Linked DNA regions of Homo sapiens: region 1 is linked to region 2. A link is a loop called in an ENCODE intact Hi-C map of the cell type or tissue named here. Cell type or tissue: OCI-LY7. All regions are shown on one strand. Each heading gives the region's core, and the rest is flanking DNA. Links, peaks and the distances in the headings are about the cores only.

Evidence for each region. Peaks named below come from ENCODE experiments on the same cell type or tissue, not always from the same donor. Only the 100,000 strongest peaks of a DNase experiment are listed, where the experiment ranks them.
Region 1: a loop joins it to region 2, with 4 times the contacts of the local background. A loop is called at or near these places in 2 of 110 quality-filtered maps.

The regions. Positions count from the first base shown.
Region 1 is chr5:66,619,459-66,628,772 of GRCh38, reverse strand. All of the region lies in intron 1 of MAST4 (microtubule associated serine/threonine kinase family member 4), which reads right to left. Among named protein-coding and RNA genes, the nearest start is that of MAST4, 28 kb to the right of the region's middle. RefSeq lists enhancers at 4,266-4,325, 4,426-4,475. In OCI-LY7, for the core only: no CTCF peak of the experiment used is centred there; a DNase peak (open chromatin) is centred at 4,531; H3K4me3 peaks cover 611 bases; H3K27ac peaks cover 1,203 bases.
Region 2 is chr5:66,696,282-66,705,595 of GRCh38, reverse strand. The region is part of intron 1 of MAST4 (microtubule associated serine/threonine kinase family member 4); the gene reads right to left. Among named protein-coding and RNA genes, the nearest start is that of MAST4, 100 kb to the right of the region's middle. In OCI-LY7, for the core only: no CTCF peak of the experiment used is centred there; DNase peaks (open chromatin) are centred at 4,115 and 5,555; H3K4me3 peaks cover 404 bases; H3K27ac peaks cover 1,617 bases.

The DNA of each region.
Region 1 (9,314 bases), core at 961-8,960, 77 kb after region 2:
TTTCCTTCTTTGCCAAGGCTGTTATAATGCTACGAAATCCAGAAGCAAGTTTTGGCCCTCCTCTTCCAGCAAATACATAGGATCTGCTATCATACATTCTTGTATGCTAACTTCACCGTGACTTTCCCCCCGCCCCTCTACCTTTAATTTTCCCTTTGCTGGGGCAAGTTGATTGAAGGTAAAAAAAATAATAATAATTTTTCCTTTGCTCCAATTTCCTGATCTATTAATTTTCTCCTCTGAGCACTAGTAGAATTCCCTCTATAATCAATAGGAAGGAATTCAGCCTGAGTGCGTTAGATGAAATCATTGTAAATAATCAACATGTCATTTTAGCTAAATAGATAAGCAGCATTTTCCCCCTACATCTTTGATCTACTCACAATGACCTTATTTTACAGTTCTGGAGCCTACTTAAAAAAAAAAAAAAAAGAAAAAAAGTCAGGCACCGTGGCTCATGCTTGTCACTCCAGCACTTTGGAAGGTCAAGGCGGGAGGAATGCTTGAACCTAGGAGTTTGAGACCAGCCTAGGCAACATACGGAAATCCCACCTCCACAAAAAATAAACAATATTTAGCCAGTGTGGTGGCGTGTGCCTATAGTCCTAGCTGCTCGGGAGGCTAGAGTGGGAGGATCACTTGAGCTCAGGAGATTCAAGGCTGCAGTGAGCTATAATTACACCACTGCACTATAGTCTGGGCGAGAGAGCAAAACTCTGTCTCTAAAACAAGAAACAACAACAACAAACACTTAAAAATCAATTTTAAAAAATTTTAAAAATCAAAGAAACTTTTGTTTTTAGCAACATAAAATAGCAATTGGTAGGGGTGGGGTGGGGGGCAGAACACAGATGGCATTTTGTCCAGAGGAGCTGAAAGGTACTTAATCTGTTCAAACTTCCAGTAACTCTGAAAGGGCATAGTGTGAACCCAATGAAACTGGAGTGACAATATGCAAGATCCCACAGTCACATGACTTAACTGGGAATAAACCAATGAAAATGTTGTAAAAGCAGCTTTACAGCTCCCTATTTCAGCTTTTTTTTTTTAACAGATAAACTCTAGTTTTTGCTAGAAGTTTTTTCTTTAATAATACTAAAATGATAATGACCATGATAAATGGTTAGAAGAAAGATGGCAGTCATTAATGCAGGTCACAGATGCCCAAATTGTATATGCTGAGTTTAATTATTTGCAGCCATTGATCTAAAAATTCTCACACGAACACAATGTTCTAAAGCAAGTCATCTATGACTGCTACCCTGGTGAAGTCTTACTTCTCAGTCTTGCCTTCCTTTCAGTAGCACTGAACATGGTTGATCACATCTTCTTCCTCAAAACACCATTTTATGCTCCTTCCAGGACACCACTGTTTTCCTTTTAAACCTTCATATGGTTTGGCGTGAACCCACCCAAATCTAATCTTTTAGTTCCCATAATCTCCATGTGTCATGGGAAGGACCTGGTGGGAGGTAACTGAAGAATGGGAGTAGTTATCCCCATGCTGCCTTTCTCGTGATAGTGAGTGAGTTCTCACAAGATCTGATGGCTTTATAAGGGTCTTTTCCCCCTTTTGCTTGGCACTTCTCCTTGCTGCTGCATGTGAAGAAGGACATGTTTGCTTCCCCTTCCGCCCAAATTGTAAGTTTCCTAAGGCCTCCCCAGCCCTGCTGAACTGTGAGTCAATTAAGCCGCTTTCCTTTATAAATTACCCAGTCTCACATGTCTTTATTAGCAGCATTAGAACAAACTAATACAAACCTCCTATCTTTGGCCATTTGACTTAGTATCCTTTGCTAGTTGCTTCGTATCTTCCTGACCTGTAAGTCATGAAGTGCCTTGGGCACTGCTAACTATCCCAATGATCCCATTGGTCCCACAGCTTTCCCTACCAGCAGACTCCCCAAACATCCCTCGCTTAGGTGTCCCTTCCTGACTTCCAGGCTTTTATCCAACTTTTTTCCTCACATCTCCACTTAGGTGTTTAACAGAAATCTCAACCCTCACCCCTTGAAAGGATTTTATACCTTTTATACCTTACAGCATGGCATTTTCAGCACTGACATATAACTCTCTAATGAGATAAAGGTAAAACTAAAGCATTTGTCTTATAAGATACAGGAAACACTGCTTACAGTCTTTAAATCATTACTGCACTTTAACTGTCATAAATTTGCAATGCATTTGGGAAACAATTTGCAAATGTTCTAGCTGAGAATTTACAGAACATTTTAAGCAGATATTACTGTCCTAAATTGCTTATTGGTGCTGTATTTTACATGTTACTTAAATGTACTAACAGTGCAGCGGAAGAGTATTGCACCTTCTCCAAGATATACAGTGAGAACCATCAGTAGTGCATGGAACCCATGATTTTTCTTAACAGCTCTATTTAGATATTGTGAACATGAAAACTGTGTATTTAAGGGGTACAACTTGATGCTTTGGAAAACATATACATTGTGAAATGCATCTCTATTACCCCTACAGTTATCATTTGTGCACGTGTGTATATGAGAAGATTTAAGATCTACCCTTTTAGCAAATTCTAAGTATATAATAAAATATTATCTTCGACATGCTGTACATTAGATCTTCAGAACTTCATCTACCGTTAACTGAAACTTTGTACCCTTTGACTAATATCATCCCATAACCACTCTCCTCTCTGCTTCTATACATTTTAGATTTTAGATTATTTATATTTTAGATTCTATGTTAAGTTATATCATGCAATATTTCTTTCTGTGTCTCATTTTGCTTAGCATAATGTCCTCTGGCTCCACCCATGTTGTTGCAAATAGGATTTCCTTCTTTTTAAAGGCAGAATAATATTCCATTGTACACATATATACCACATTTTCTTTACTCATCTGTTGAGTGACATTTAGGTTGTTTCTACATCTTTGTTACTGTGAATAATGCTAAGAACATGAGTGCAAGTATCTCTTTATGATCCTGATTTCAGTTCCTTTGACTATCTAACCAGAAGTAGAATTGCTGGGCCCTATGGTGCTTCCTTTTTTAATCTTCTGAGGAATTTCCATACTGTTTTCCATAATGGCTATACTAATTTACATTCCCAGCTGTGTACTAGGATTCCCATTTCTCCATATCCTCGCCAACATTTATCTGTTCTTTTTATGGTTTTGACTCTTTTTCCTGATGATGAAAGATGTTGAGCACCTTTAAATATACCTGTTAGCCATTTAAATTTTCTCTTTTGACAAGTACCTATTTAGGTACTTTGCCCGTTTAATTGGATTATTTGTATTTTTGGTATTGAGTTGTATTCACTCTTCATATATTTTGGATGTTAATCCCTTATTAGATACACAGTTTGCTAATATTTTTACTCAACAAGGGTTATATCCCTGTCATGGGGGTAACAGGCCAGCATTTACAGTGCTGCCATGAGGAATATTGTATTTATAAATGGTGCTTTTGTTGGAAAACATCCTTCTGCAGGCTTAAAGACCACAGAAGGAAACCGAATGCAACAGAGGTAGGTTTTCTCCCATTCTGTAGGTTGTCTTTTCATTTATCTCAACCTGAATCCCATATGCAATATAATCTTGCTGGAGAAGACACACACACGCACACATGAAGGAAAGGAACAATAAGGCCAAGTGTCACAGTGAGCTGAGGGAGACCACCAGAGTTAGGAGAATATAAATAGTTAATGTTTTTTGTATGCTAGGTCATGCTCTAGAGCTTTGCATGTACAAAAAAATAACACTTCATTTTGATTATTTCCTTTGCTACGACGAAGCTTTTTAGTTTTATGTAATACCATTTTTGCTTTTGTTGCTATATCCAAAAAATTATTGCCAAGACCAAGGTCAAGGTTTTCCCTGTTTTCTTCTAGGAGTTTTACAATTGCAAGTCTTATGTTAAAGTCTTTCATCCATTTTGAGTTGATTTCTGTGACCAGTATGAGACAGGCGTCCAATTTTATTCTTTTGCTGAAAAGTCTATCCTTTCCCCGTTACACACTTGGCACTCTTACAGAAATTGTTGACCATAAATATGTAGGTTTATTTCTGGGCTCTCTATTCTTTTCCACTGGCCAGTATATCTGCTTTTATAGCAGTACCATGCTGTTGTGATTACTATAGCGTTGTAATATAATTTGAAGTCAGGAAGTTGGATGCCTCCAGCTTTGTTCTTCTTGCTCAAGATTGTTTTGGCTATTCAGGGTCTTTTGTGGTCCCATATACATTTTAGGGTTAGTTTTTTTATTTCTGTAAAAGATACCATTGAGAGTTTGATAGGAATTACTTTGAATCTGTTGTTTGGCATAGTATAAACATTTAAACAGGCCGGGCGCTGTGGCTCACACCTATAATCCCAGCACTTTGGGAGGCCGAGGCGGGCAGATCACGAGGTCAGGAGATTGAGACCATCCTGACTAATACGGTGAAACCCCATCTCTACTAAAAATACAAAAAAATTAGCCAGGCGTGGCAGCATGCACCTGTAGTCCCAGCTGCTGGGGAGGCTGAGGCAAGAGAATGGCATGAAACCGGGAGGCAGAGCTTGCAGTGAGCCGAGATCATGCCACTTGCACTCCAGCCTGGGTGACAAAGCAAGACTCCATCTCAAAAAAAAAAAAAAAAAAAAAAACATTTTAACAATATTAATTCTTCCAATCTGTGAACATGAGATCTTTCCATTTGTTTTAAATTTCCTTCATCAATATTTTATAATTAAATGTACAAGTCTCTCACCTCCTTAATTCCTAAGTATTTTATCTTTTCTTGCTAATGTAAATGAGATTCTCTTAATTTTCCTTTTAGAGAGTTTATTGTTGATGTACAGATATGCCACTGTTTTTGTATGTTGATTTTTGTATCTTACTTTACTGAATTCACTGATCAGTTCTAACAGTTTTTGTGAAGTCTTTAGGATTTTCCATGTATATATGATCATGACACCTGCAAACAGATAATTTTGCCTCTTCCCTTCCAATTTGAATGCCTTTTCTTTTTCCTGTCTGTTTTCTCTGCCTAGGACTTCCAGTACAATGTCGAAGAGAAGTGATGACATATGGCATCCTTGCCTTGCTCCAAATCTTAGAGGAAAAACTAAGTTTTAGCCCATTGATTATAGCGTTAGTTGTGGGTCCTTCATATATGGCTTTTACTAAGTTCCTCTTATGCCTATTTGGTTCAGAGTTTTTAATCATAAAATAATGTTAATTTTTGTCAAATATTTTTTCTGCATCTGATGAAATGATGTTTTTATCTTCTATGCTGTGAATGTGGCATATCATATTGTATGTACATTGAACCATCCTTGCATCCCAGGGATAAATCCCACTTGGTCATGATGTATGATCCTTAAAATGTGCTACTGAATGATATTTGCTAGTACTTTATTGAGGATTTTTGCATCTATGTTTATCAGGGATTATAGCCTGTAGTTTTCTTTTCTTGTGGTGTCTTTGTCTGGCTTTGGAATCAGGGTGACACTGGCCTCATAAAATGAGTCTGGGAATGTTTCCTCTTCTACTTTTTGAAAAGCATTTAAGAGGGCTTGGTATTAGTTTTTTGAACCATGGTTCTTATAAGGCCATAATCCTTGTAGCTACAGATGTCAGCCCACACATCTCTCTGTGTTTGAGGGCTTCCCTGGTGACCCACTGGATATCAGGGTTTCTTTTGATAACTTTATGGATCAAAAGGGATTCACCCAAAGGATCTGGGTCATCTTCACCTGTCCCATAGGAATTCAGGACTCTCAGGGACCCATAGTAGCACAAAGTCCATAACTTAGCAACAGACTGAAGGCTATGAGCAAACCCCACCACGGACAGCACAAGCTGCAGCCTTAGGAACAGGGCACCTATGGCCATTAGGGCACACACAAACCCAGAAGATGGCATAACCTTGGTTAGCTTGACATCTCTGTCTGGTGCTTTATTGGGTCTGGGATTCTGTGCCGCAAGGTTGTTATTAGGCTGGTTGTCTGACATCTTCCCCACTCCATAAATGGCACTCTACCCTTTGAGTTCACCTGGCCAAAAACTTGGAAGTCCTCTTTGATTTTTCCAGTTATCATCTTCCATTTTCACTCTGTGAGCAAACCCTGTCAAGTTTATGTTCAATACACATCCTGAGCCTGTTTGCTTCTTACCACCTCTATTGTCAACCTGCTCCAAGCACCATCACCTCTAACCTGATTACTGCAGTAACCCTTAACTGATTCTCTGTTTTCACTCCAAGCCTCTTTAATCTATTATCCATACAGAAGCCAGTGAGCCTGTTAAAAATTAGATCTTGTCACCCTTCTACTTAAAACCTTCCAGTGACTATGCAACTGATTTCCAAGTTAGAAAAAAAAAAAAAAAGCCTTACAAGGACATACAAGGTCACATGACATGGCCTTACACTTCATTCCTAGCCTTTGATCTCATCTCCTACAACTCTCTCCCACACTTGTTCTGCTCCACTCTGGCCTTCTTACCATTCTTCGAATTCTCCAGATATGTTCCATCTCAGGGCCTTTGCACTTGCTGTTTCCCCTTCTCTCCAGATAGACACATGGCCAAACACATCATCTTGTTCAAATCTTTACACAAGTCACTTTCACGGAAACATCTTCCTCGACCATGCTGTCAAAATCTATAAATATCCCTCACCCCACACCCCAGCACTCCATATTCCATTTTTTTTTTCTCCTTAGGGTACACTACCATGTAACACAGAGGTCTGCAAACTAAGGAGGACTGTGGGTCAAATCTGGCCCGCTGCATGATTCTGTAAATAGCAGTGTTGTTGGAACACAGCTATATCCTTTCATGGACGTATTGGCTATGGCTGCTCTCACACTACAGTGGCAGAGTTGAGTAGTTGCGACAAAAACCATCTGGCCCACAAAGCCTGAAGTATTTACTATTTGGCCCTCTATAGAAGACGACTGTCAACTCCTGCTCTAACCCATTGCCTGACATATTATCTGCCTCCCCTCCATGCAATATAAACCCCATGAGACCAGGGACTTTTGCTTGCTTTGTTCATTACTGTATTCCCAGTGCCAGTAACAGTACCCGATGCACAGTAGGTGCTCAATTAGTATTTGTTGGGTAGACGGAGGAATGAATAAATTGGTATGGTTGACTTGAAAGGTCTAGAATACACTAGTGACTTTTTTTAACCATTTTTATTGTGAAATATGCAAAAAATACCTAAAACATAAGAGCAAAGTGTAATAAATAAATATAGAATACTCTTGTAACCACCACTCAAGTAAATAAGAAGATATGGCTAATGCCTTTCAAGTCAAAATAGTGTGCTTCTCTAAAAACCAAATTAACTAAGATGCAAAGTAGAATAAAAGCCCTGTTTTCTCTGCATGCTCTGGTTCTTAGACATGCTATCCAAACATTTTCTCACTGCTACTCATACAATAGCACACTGCGAGACAAAAGAATGAGAAAAATTCCAGAACCTCACTACAAAGCCACCCTGTTAAGGCACATGCCATTTAAGTTGCCTTACAGTAGTGCCTTGGACATTTTGAATATAATCATCTTCTGTTATTTGAGGTCCCCAGAATCAAATTCTACTCTCAAATGAACATGACACTACTGAGGCTCCCACCTATTTATGTAAATCTCCGACTTCATTTTTCTTAAGTATTTCTGATCCCTCAGAACAAAAAATTAACACAGTCATCCTCAACTCCTCTTCATTTATATCTCTCTTCACTTTAACAAGACACTGCTGCTGGTGCTCAGAGAATTCAGGGAAAAAAAAAACAATCTATTTAGAAACAATTCTGACTTAACTGCTGTGTCATTTCCTATACTTGTCTCCCTTTCTCTGAATTAGGGGGGACAGTTGCATTAAAACCGTATCTCTTTTACTTAGAATGCACCTGCTTGGGCTGATTAAGCCACAACTGAAGTCACAATCCTCCACTTTTGAGCTCCCTACCATTCTAACAAAATGAGTTATCACTTCTGGTGAGACATTTAAAAAAAAAAAATCAGGACCTGTAAAAACAGAATTGTCCCCATATGAGGTGGAGAAAAGAGAGATAGACACAGAGGCAGGACGAAAAAAAGATGTAAAAACAAGGACTAGCAAATATTTTCTCATAAAATCTACAAAAATGTTAAGTCTCAACTTACAGATAATTACCATTCCCATAAATGAGACTACTGCTCACAGAGCTAAATTTTTCTCTATTACAGCATTTCTACAGAAATGTCACATATTGTTTTGTTTTACTAAAGGCCATGCTTTGTTGTTTTTTTTAAAGGCTATCAGTTAGGGTTCAATGCCATTATTAACGGCAAGTATTAGAGATAATGTGCCCATACTAATTTCACACAATGATACTTTTTATTATTACAAATAAAGAAGTACTACATAACTTTGTTGAAAAATTTAAAACTGTATTGAGCTTTTACAATATTTTAATTTGTAGGCATAACTTCATATGGTTTTAATGTGGAGGGGAAGTAGTATTGTAGACTTCTATATATTTTCCCCACTCACAAATATTTACATGCAATACAATATAATTGCTTTGTTGTGAAAGTGCTAGAGAAAACACAAGCATCCACCTTCTACTATACCAGGGTTTCATCTTCAGCATCATGGGATATGATGTGTCCTATAGAATATTTTGCTAACAGCGAACTATAATAACCAGGTAACAATTATTTTTAAGTACTATCCCTTTCCTTACTCCATCAAAAAAAAAAAAAAAAAAAGCAACCTAAGTCTTTCATTCCATTTAAGACCTATATTTAAAATACTAAAATTCTGGTATAATATATATCCCATATATTCCACATATCTTGTATAATATATATCCTACTTTCTGATATTTTATATATATTTACAATATATAAAACACTTTTTTCTTTATAGGACTCAAGGACATATACAGTGTTGGTAAGAATTTACAAATCTATTGTTTCAAACAACAAAAAAGGTGACCTTGATATAAATTTTTTTTAAAAATTAAATCTAAATTATTTTATTTCCAGATATATGAGTAAACAAAGCATCACTATGGTAATAAAATAAAGAAGTATGCTGAATAGGAATCTGGCAAAATATGTACAAGGTTAATAAAATTTAAAATATTCCCCAGAATGGAGTCTTCTGAGACTATGCATAGAAATATCTTAGTCATATTGACTCGGTGGAGGGAAAATTAGTTTATTTCATTCCCCTCAACAAACTTACTTTGCCACATACATGAGCTTCCTGTATAGATTCACAAGCACACATCTGTACCCGTGTATATGAGGAGAATGTATCATTCTCTATATCTCTATTAGGAGAAAAGGGTAT
Region 2 (9,314 bases), core at 428-8,427:
CAACTAGGTTTTCATTTCACAGCATTTTAAATGGAAGTGTCAAAGTAGACTCAGGGGAACCTGAAACCGTTCCTGTGAAACATGATTTGACTCTGCTGTCCAATATAACACCACAACATTCATCTGTATAATTATATATTTGGCTCAGATTTCCTTTTATCATTTATATCTTTTGTTTTTATCTTTAAAAAAATCCCTATATGCAGCAGCGATTAGAAACACACCTGGGAGTTTTCTAGAACTGAAGCAGCACATGTATTTAATTACAGTGAGGTTTCTGGTGTTATCATTCTAAACATGCTCATGCTATACCCATTAAAAATAGAAAAAAGGAAGCTACAGGAAATGCAGACAGCACCACAGTAAGTTTAGTCTTTAGATAATCTCAAGTGAATTTGTGCAAGCAGAATTCCAAACTACCACATGTAAATAAAAAGCAGGAAACCTGATCCTCCAATTTCCACTCTCTAGAGATGGCTTACGGGACATTTCTGGAATGAATTTCCATCCAAAAACTAGGTCAGCAGAGGAACTATGGATGACTGTGGAGCAACAATTTCTGTGGCTTGGTGGGCACCTAACATTCACAGCTTGATCCCAGGCCAGGAAGAACAAAAACTCTCCTGCTGGGTTGAGTGACCCCACCTCTAGGACTGCTTAGCACTCTAAAACAGCTGAAACTTCTCCCTGACTGCTTTCCGAGAAGCAAGCTCAAGATTCTTACATATGAAAAGAATACACAAAAGACAAGAAAGAGGAAAGTGAAGGAGCAAGAACAACAGTGATTAGCAGCAAGCTTTTAAGAGTGGAAGACACGCCTGTAATCCCAGCACTTTGGGAGGCTGAGGCAGGCGGATCACGAGGTCAGGAGATAGAGACCATCCTGGCTAACACGGTGAAACCCTGTCTCTGCTAAAAATACAAAAAATTAGCCAAGCATGGTGGCAAGCGCCTGTAGTACCAGCTGCTCAGGAGGCTGAGGCGGGAGAATGGCGTGAACCCGGGAGGCAGAGCTTGCAGTGAGCCGAGATCGTGCCACTGCACTCCATCCAGCCTGGGTGACAGAGCGAGACTCCGTCTCAAAAAAAAAAAAAAAAAAAAAAGAACAACAAGCAACAGAGAGGATGCAGAAGAAAGGAGCTTTCAACAGAGATGAAGGATGGAACAGCAGCTCTATGGTCAGGTCAACAAAGTCTAGCCTGTAGCTCAAAACTGAGGCCTGTTACATAGACAGGAGTAACTTATTAACTGATTTATATGCACCCAATGAAGTAGTTCTCAGGATCCCCATTTCACAGATAAGGAAACTGATGTTGAACACTTGGCACTTAGTATGTACTTGATACACTACAGCTATTTTTCTGATGAACAAATGAGTCAACCCAACGGTGTGTACTTCTGCAAGGGTGATTTGAGCACTCCAAATAGACGTGGTATAATAAAATGAGATACAAATGGTTACAGGGAAAAAAAACCTCAGGTACTTAAGAAGTGTGTTTCTTAATCATAAAACTCTGGAACATACTAACCTAGGAACATTATAATGTTAATGAAACCTAGTCTATTTGGCCTTCCTCTACCCTGGCAATCACTAAAAACACACTGACCAACATCATCCACCTAAACACTCTTATACTTTATGTAAAACATGGACAAGGTAATGTTGTTTGTTGTGTTAATGCTTCAGGTTCCTATAAAAGTTTGTGACTCAAAATGTTATGATCTTTGTGTTTCCAAGGCAGCTCACATTTTCTGATTGCCTAAAGAGATCAAACTGGAGCAGAGATAAACATACTTCTTTCCTCCTGATTTGATCTCCTGTATACTAGCTTAATGACTATTTCCGAACCTTGGACATGCCTAAGAATAACAAAACCATTCTTCTGGAGAGAACAGGGAGTGACTGTAAATGAGCATGAGGGCAACAACTCTGTATGTTTACTAAAAAATCATTGAATGGTACACACAAGATGAGCACATTTTATGTGTATAAAGTATATCCCAATAAAGCTGTTAAAAAACAACACTCCACTGCTGCATCCATTGCTGCATCCCTATAGAGTTCACCCTGCAGAAGTTGGGTCACTGGCTCTGGAGAGAAAGTGCTGATCTTGCTACTCCCATTCCCTATCCCTACACCCCCATGCTCCCACCGATTCAACTAATAAACCTAGATATTACTCAAAATGTAAAGTGATTTTATGACAATGATCATCCATGCATACATATAAGATGGTCAATATTACTGCTTTTACATGACTTGGTAAAGGCATCATTTTTCAGGCTGCTCATGCCATAAATGCTGCACAAAGTAAGCTTAAAACTTAAGAACTCTTATCATGTCAGCGTCATCTTCTTCCCGAATCTGTTTGCTGGGAATCAAGCCTTTCTCAAAATGCCAAAGGAATTCTTGAGAAGCTGAGAGCCTCCTACCCCCTACTCCCCTCCCCACATGAGGAACACACTCATGAAGGATGGAGAATGCACTAGCAGTGCTACGCCAGCCACCTCGTCAGGGGAGGGGAGCCACAAGGATGTGCATTTAATCCATAATGAATCCTAACAGGTCCACCCTTCAAATAGGTCCAGGTTCTGGTCCCATCTGGCCACTTCCTTGTAAAGCCACTGACATCCCCCTTCTGAACTCCTACAAGGGCATCTTCACTGATCTCCCCGCTTCCACCAACTTTCCTGTGGTCTATTCTCAACACAGCAGCCAGAGTGATCCTCTCAGAACGTTAAGTTGAATTATATTACTCCTCACACTGAAACCCTCTGGTGGCTTTGCATCCACTCAGTACAAAAGGCCAAGACTTAACAATGGCCTCAAGGTCCTACCTGATTAGGTCTCTGGTAACTTTCTGATTTCCTCTGTCAACCTGCCCTTCCTTTCTTGCCTGTTCTGCTCCAGCCACACTCACCTCTTTATCTTCAAACACAGTCCTGCCTCAGGGTCTTTGCATTTGCTGCTCCTCTGCCTGAAAGCCTCCTGCTGCAGATTCCCTTAAAAGTTGGCTGTCTCATTTCATTCTGGCCTCTACCCAAATGTTACCCTAACCGAAAGGCCTTCCTTGACCAACTTATCTAAAATATCACTCCCCACATACACACACAGCATCCGTCCATGGCCCTCCTACCCTGCTTTATTTTTATCTTAGCACGCCACTGGACCACTGACATAACGTAACTATTTCTGTGTTGCCCATCACCACATTCCCTCTACCCCTAATGTCAGCTCCATGAGAGGAAAGACTATCTTCAGAGCCTGGAATGGAGCCTGCCCGTAGAAAGTTCTAAATAAATACTTGGTGGTAATAAGTGAATAAAAACAAGAGTGAACCCCATGGCAGTCGAGGGACCACTGGGATGAGGATCCTCTGCTCTGCATAAGGCAGTTACCCACTCCTGGGCCAGCAGGTCCAGCAGCCGATGCTCCCATTCCCTGATGGGAGAAAGAGGAAAGGGCCAAGGAGCCAATCAACATTATAGACTTTTTCTATCATGAAACTTCAAAGTCTGCTCCTGGGAGCAGCACTCACTCAGGACTCACAATTATCTGAGCAAAAGTGATCATATCCCAAAACATTTCCACAGGGAAAAATATTTTTTCAGTAACAAGAATAAAGACAAAAGTGAATGTAAAAGCCTAGTATATTTTGAACTATATATGAATTTAATTTTCTAAAGTTTTTAACTTGCAAAGTTCATGTTTTAGGTAGAGTATAGTCCTCTAAAAGGTGAAAACCAATTCTCATAGGGAATTTTCATTAAAAAAAATCCTATAACCTATAAGGTTGATATGATCATCATTTCCATTTGATAAAATAATAGATGGAGGTTAAAAAACCTGAAGCAACTCACTCAAGGCAGTGAAATTCCAGCATCAGGACCTGACCTTATTTTTTATTTCAAATGCACGACTTTTTCCATGATTTATGTTGTGTTTACAGAAAACCAAGTTCAGAAAACAGAAAAAGTAATCTTTGAAATGAAGACTTCACTAAAGAAGCATCCAAATTCAAATAGCAATAGCTTTGAACTCTTGAGAAACTCAGTGTGCTGGATCAGAAAACCAAGGCCTAATGTACCACAAAAACTAGACAGCTAAACACACCTGGGCTTGAAATACAGATAAGCAAGGAAGTGAAACAGAAAATTAGACAAGAGCTACAGACCCCTCTCTGTGAGGAGAGACACGGGGATGCACCTTACTAATTGTAAAGAACCAGGCAGAACAACAGAGAAAACACAGTGGGGTACTATAAGACATTGAGTAGCAGTTTCATAATCTCTCAAAATGTATTTAAAGTAAATTCATTAAAAAGCAAGTTGTATGATTTATCTCAAAGGTCATGGAATCACTGCGTGCCCATACAACCTATAAAGAGAAACAGCCAAGTTTTGGTCACTTGCTAGAATGCAAACCTTAAGTTAATCATGATTTGTTGAAACATGTTCAAAAATGCACTAGTAATGACTTCAATAAAATAGTAATGATAACCAATAATTATTTTGGTAATTACTTAATTACATTAATGATTATATTCATGATTAATAAATGTGCTTTATTATTAGGAAATGTAAATAGCACTTATAATGCAACACAGAAGATTAAAAACATATTTGCAAACAGTCTTAAATAATTCCCAAGATGATCTCAGTATATTAATATTAAAAGATCTAAAGAGCCATAAGCAATCCATTTTATACAAATAAAAGGACACTTGAATATGTTATCCACAAGTTCTAATACACCGATGTGTATATATGTGTGTGTGTGTGTGTGTGTGTGTGTATATATATATATATATATAATTTTTTTTTTAATCTCACAGCCTCATTTCCATACAGAGAAAGGACTTGCTTAGAGTCAGTTGTTGTTTTTTTTGTTTTTGTTTTTTTTGTTTGAGAGATGGAGTCTCACTCTGTTGTTGCCCAGGCTGGAATGCAATGGCATGATCTCGGCTCACTGCAACCTCTGCCTCCTGGGTTCAAGCAATTCTCGTGCCTCAGCCTCCCAGTTAGCTGGGATTACAGGTGCCCACTACCACCAGCCCGGCTAGTTTTTATATTTTTAGTAGAGGTGGGGTTCTGCCATGCTGGCCAGGCTGGTCTTGAACTCCTGACCTCAGGTGATCCACCCACCAGTTCTGACAAGGTTAATATAAAATTCAAAACATTTAAGTGTATCATATCAAAATTTAAGGCTTAAAGGATTTTATCAAGATTAAAGATAATTTGAATACAAAAAAAAAGAGCGAGAACAAAAATTTGTATGGGGTTACAATGGAGTGATAAACCATCACAATTTTCCATCATGAAATAATAGAATCATTTCTATAAAATATCTTGCTAAGAAATGCAAAGGTAATATAATTCTGCTTTTCGAACTACAGTTAATTATTCTCTTTGCTGCCAATAGAGAAAACAAAATTATCAGTTTCCATTTTGGCCATAACACCCTTATTATGCCTCAAGGGAGAAGGGGAGGGAAATAGAGGCAAAGCCACAGAGCAGAAGACACTGGGCTGCAGTCAACACCAAAAATGTCGGTAATAGCAACCATGCAGCTAGTTTCACAATCACAGCTGCACTGTTAATAATTGATTCATTCATGCAAGAAAAATGTGTTGTATACCTACTATGAGACAAAGAGTTTGGGGTTTGTTTTTTTTTTTAAGTTCCGGGATATATGTGCAGAATATGCACGTTTGTTACACAGGCAAATGTGTGCCACGGTGGTTTGCTGCACCCATCAACCCATCACCTAGGTATTAAGCCCCGCATGCATTAGCTATTTATCCTGATGTTCTCCCTCCCTTCCCCCCCGCCCCACCAACAGGCCCTGGTGTGTGTTGTTCCCCTCCCTGTGTCCATGTGTTCTCATTGTTCAGCTCCCACTTATGAGTGAGAACACGTGGTGTTTGGTTTTCTGTTCCTGTGTTAGTCTGCTAAGACTGATGGTTTCCAGCTTCATCCATGACTCTACAAAGGACCTGATCTCATTCCTTTTTATGGCTGCACAGTATTCCATGATGTATATGTACCATATTTTCTTCATCCAGTCTATCACTGATGGGCATTTGGGTTGGTCCATGAGACAAAGAGAATTAATGGATTGGTGACTAACAAAAAAATCCCTCTGGAACTTCTGCTCAAAGTGAGATGGATGAACATCAACAAAAACAGTTCCACCCCTTAGGGCCTGCAGTTCTCTGGAGAAAAAATAAAATAGGGCAATGTGCTAAAGAATTCCAGGGCTTGGGGGAGGGTGTGCTGCTGGGGCAGTCAGGAAACTTCTGAGAAAGATAACATTTGACTGAGAATTAAATGATAAGATGGTGTGACTATAAGATCTAAGGAAGGGAACATTTAAGGAAGAAATAACAGCAAACCCAAAGACTCTGAGATGAGAACAGGGTACCAGTGAGGAAGACAGAGGACTAACATGGCTGGGGGAGATTGTGCCGGAGGGCGTGTCAGGGTGGAAGATGGGGACTGGATCACATAGGGCCTGGAGGTGGTAAACTAGTATCCTAGTTGTACTGAGATGCTATCAATAGATTCTAAGCAGAGAAATGATATAAACTGGTTTATACTTTAAACAAGATAAAAGCTGACAAACAGAGATTGGACTATAGGGAGGTAAAAGTGGAAGCAGAGAGACCAAGGAAGTACAAGAGTTCAAGTGAGAACGGGGGTGTCCCACAGAAGGGTTATGCCCATGGAGGGAGAGTTTAAAGGCAGTGGCCACAGAACTCACAGAACTTGTGTGGGGGATGTGAAGAACACTAGGGGAATGAAGAACAATTCACATCTTGGGGGTCTAAGGGTATGTGGTGGTGCCATTTATGAGATGGGGAAGCAAAAGCTCTGTTATGCTAAGATGCCCAGCAGATATCCAAGTGGAGATGCCAGGCAGACAGATGGATCATAAATATGGAGTTCCTGTGAGAGATCAGTGCTGGAGCCAGAGATACAGGAGACACTCCTTACAGGCAGTATTTAGAGTTGAGGGCTGGATAGCTGAATCACTTAAAGCAAATGTCCAGATGGAGGAGAGAGCCAAGAATAAAACACCAAACTACTCCAACCTCCATAGACTGGGCAGAGAAAGAGGTACCTGTAAAAGAGATAGAGAAGCAGCAGCCAGCAAGGGGGTAGGACAGCCAGGAACAGATAGGGACACAGTAGCCTAAGAAGGGAGGGGGCAGGAGTGGGGATGGGTGGAAAGGGGTGGGTAAGACAGCTGAGAGTAGGGTTGAGACAAGGAGAGGAGGAGGGAATGAGAATGAGTAAGATGGGACAGCAGAGCTGAGGTTACACCAGTGAGATTGATTACTCAGCTGTCTCCAAGATACTCAGCTGCGGGAACTAAGAGTGTGGGTACTTGGATTTACAAAATCAGGGCTGTGTTAAGCCCAGTCCATCAGGTGAGAGAGAGGCAAGGGATTTTGCAGGAGTCCAGACTACATACTCTAAAGTGGGTTAGGAGGGAAGCCAGGCCACGAGATGGGTGGTGGATAGCGAAACAGGTAGAGCCACTGAAGCAGAGGTTCCCAAGGAGAAATGAAGTACACACGAGTGGAAGGACAGAAAGTGGTGGTTAGGTCATGGAATGTTGGGAATCGAGTTAGGACGTGCTGTAGCTTATGGGTGTTGACTTAGCTTAGGACAGCAGCAGTTCCTGAAGACTTTGGTTTCAGGCCCCCTTTGTACTCATAAATGTTATTAGGTGTCATATCTATGATAAATCCTTGTGATTATATCTGTTGATATTTACCATATTAGAAATTAAAGCAGACATTTAAAAAACATTAGTTCGCCCTGATTCAAGCACCAGAGAAGAAAATAAAAAATAATAATTCATTTAAAAATAAATCTATTACATGTTAGCATAATGGTGAAAGAGTGCCATTGTTTTTACCTTTTTGCAAATCTCTTGGGTGTCCAGCTTAAAAGACAGCTGCATTCTCATATCTGCTTCTGCACTCAATCTATTGTGGTATCTTATTTTGGTTCAATTGCCTGAAGAAAATTTGCCCTTGCACAGACACATGTGGTTGCAAAAAGTAAGGACTATTGTAACAGACTTTCAGATAATTGTGGAAATTCTTCAACACTACCCTAAAACTCAACAAGTACTAGTTTCTTAAAGGTTATTTGTAATTAAAATTTCAAACCATATCAATGAACTTTCTGATATGGTTATCATTAATGTATTAGTCTATCTTGCATTTTGAATGGATCTTTTATCCATGCATAATTTTGAAACATCGTACATCGGTCACTTGGAAAATACTGGTTCCTTAAGTTATACAGATGTTCCAAAAACAGACACATGAAAAAAGTCTTTAAATATTGGGAAGCTCTCAAGTTCAGGGTAGCAGATATAAGTTTTCCAAAACCCTAATTTTCACTTGAAGACTTAAAATCACTGGCAACAAGTACAGTTGTTTTCCTTGAAGTGAGAAGTTGACTTCTTTCCATTCAAGAAAGTGTCTGCCAAATGTCTACATCTGATAACCATAGTCTGTCCACCGATCGCACAAGTGCTTCTCCTTGAGACAACCATATTTCATTGTGCAGAAATGCTGTATGCATACTTCCCATTTCATCACGCAGAATATTTTTTAAAAGTACTCTCAAGGGTTAAGATACAATAAAATTAAGAATTTTTTTTACTGCTTCATCAGGATATTAAGTGAAAGTGCCATTATTTACTGCAAGTGAGTGGCAGAAGGATGCAATAACTACTAGTACTGTTGTTGGACACTAGAGTGCTAGCAATTTTACTCACCATTGCTTTTGCCAATCAGTGCAAATGTAAATGCAGTAAAAAAAAAAATGCAGATGATATCTCGGTATTATTATAAAAACAATTTTAATCTTGCAGATTCTTGAAAGGATCTAGTGGGTGACCCACCACACTTTGAGAACCAATTGCTAGCATAGAGTATGACCATGAATGCATGTGTGCAGCTGAAGTTGGGGGAAGAAAACATAGTTGGACTGAGGAAGCCGAGCACCAGAGCGGTCAGAATGTTGACTTGACCATCATGTTGATGCTCAAGTTATGAGAATGACAGAAGTATTCAGGAAAAGGGGTGAAAGGTGAGGGAGGAAGGAATGACATCAGTGAATGAGTGGGTGTGACTAGGAGGTTGATACTAAAACCCGTAGGAGGTGCTAAAGCCTAAAGACAAGTGCTTCAATGAGTACAGATTTTTTTTTTTTTAAAGTTCTGGGATACACGTGGAAGACATGTAGGTTTGTTACATAGGCAAATGTGTGCCATGGTGATTTGCTGCACC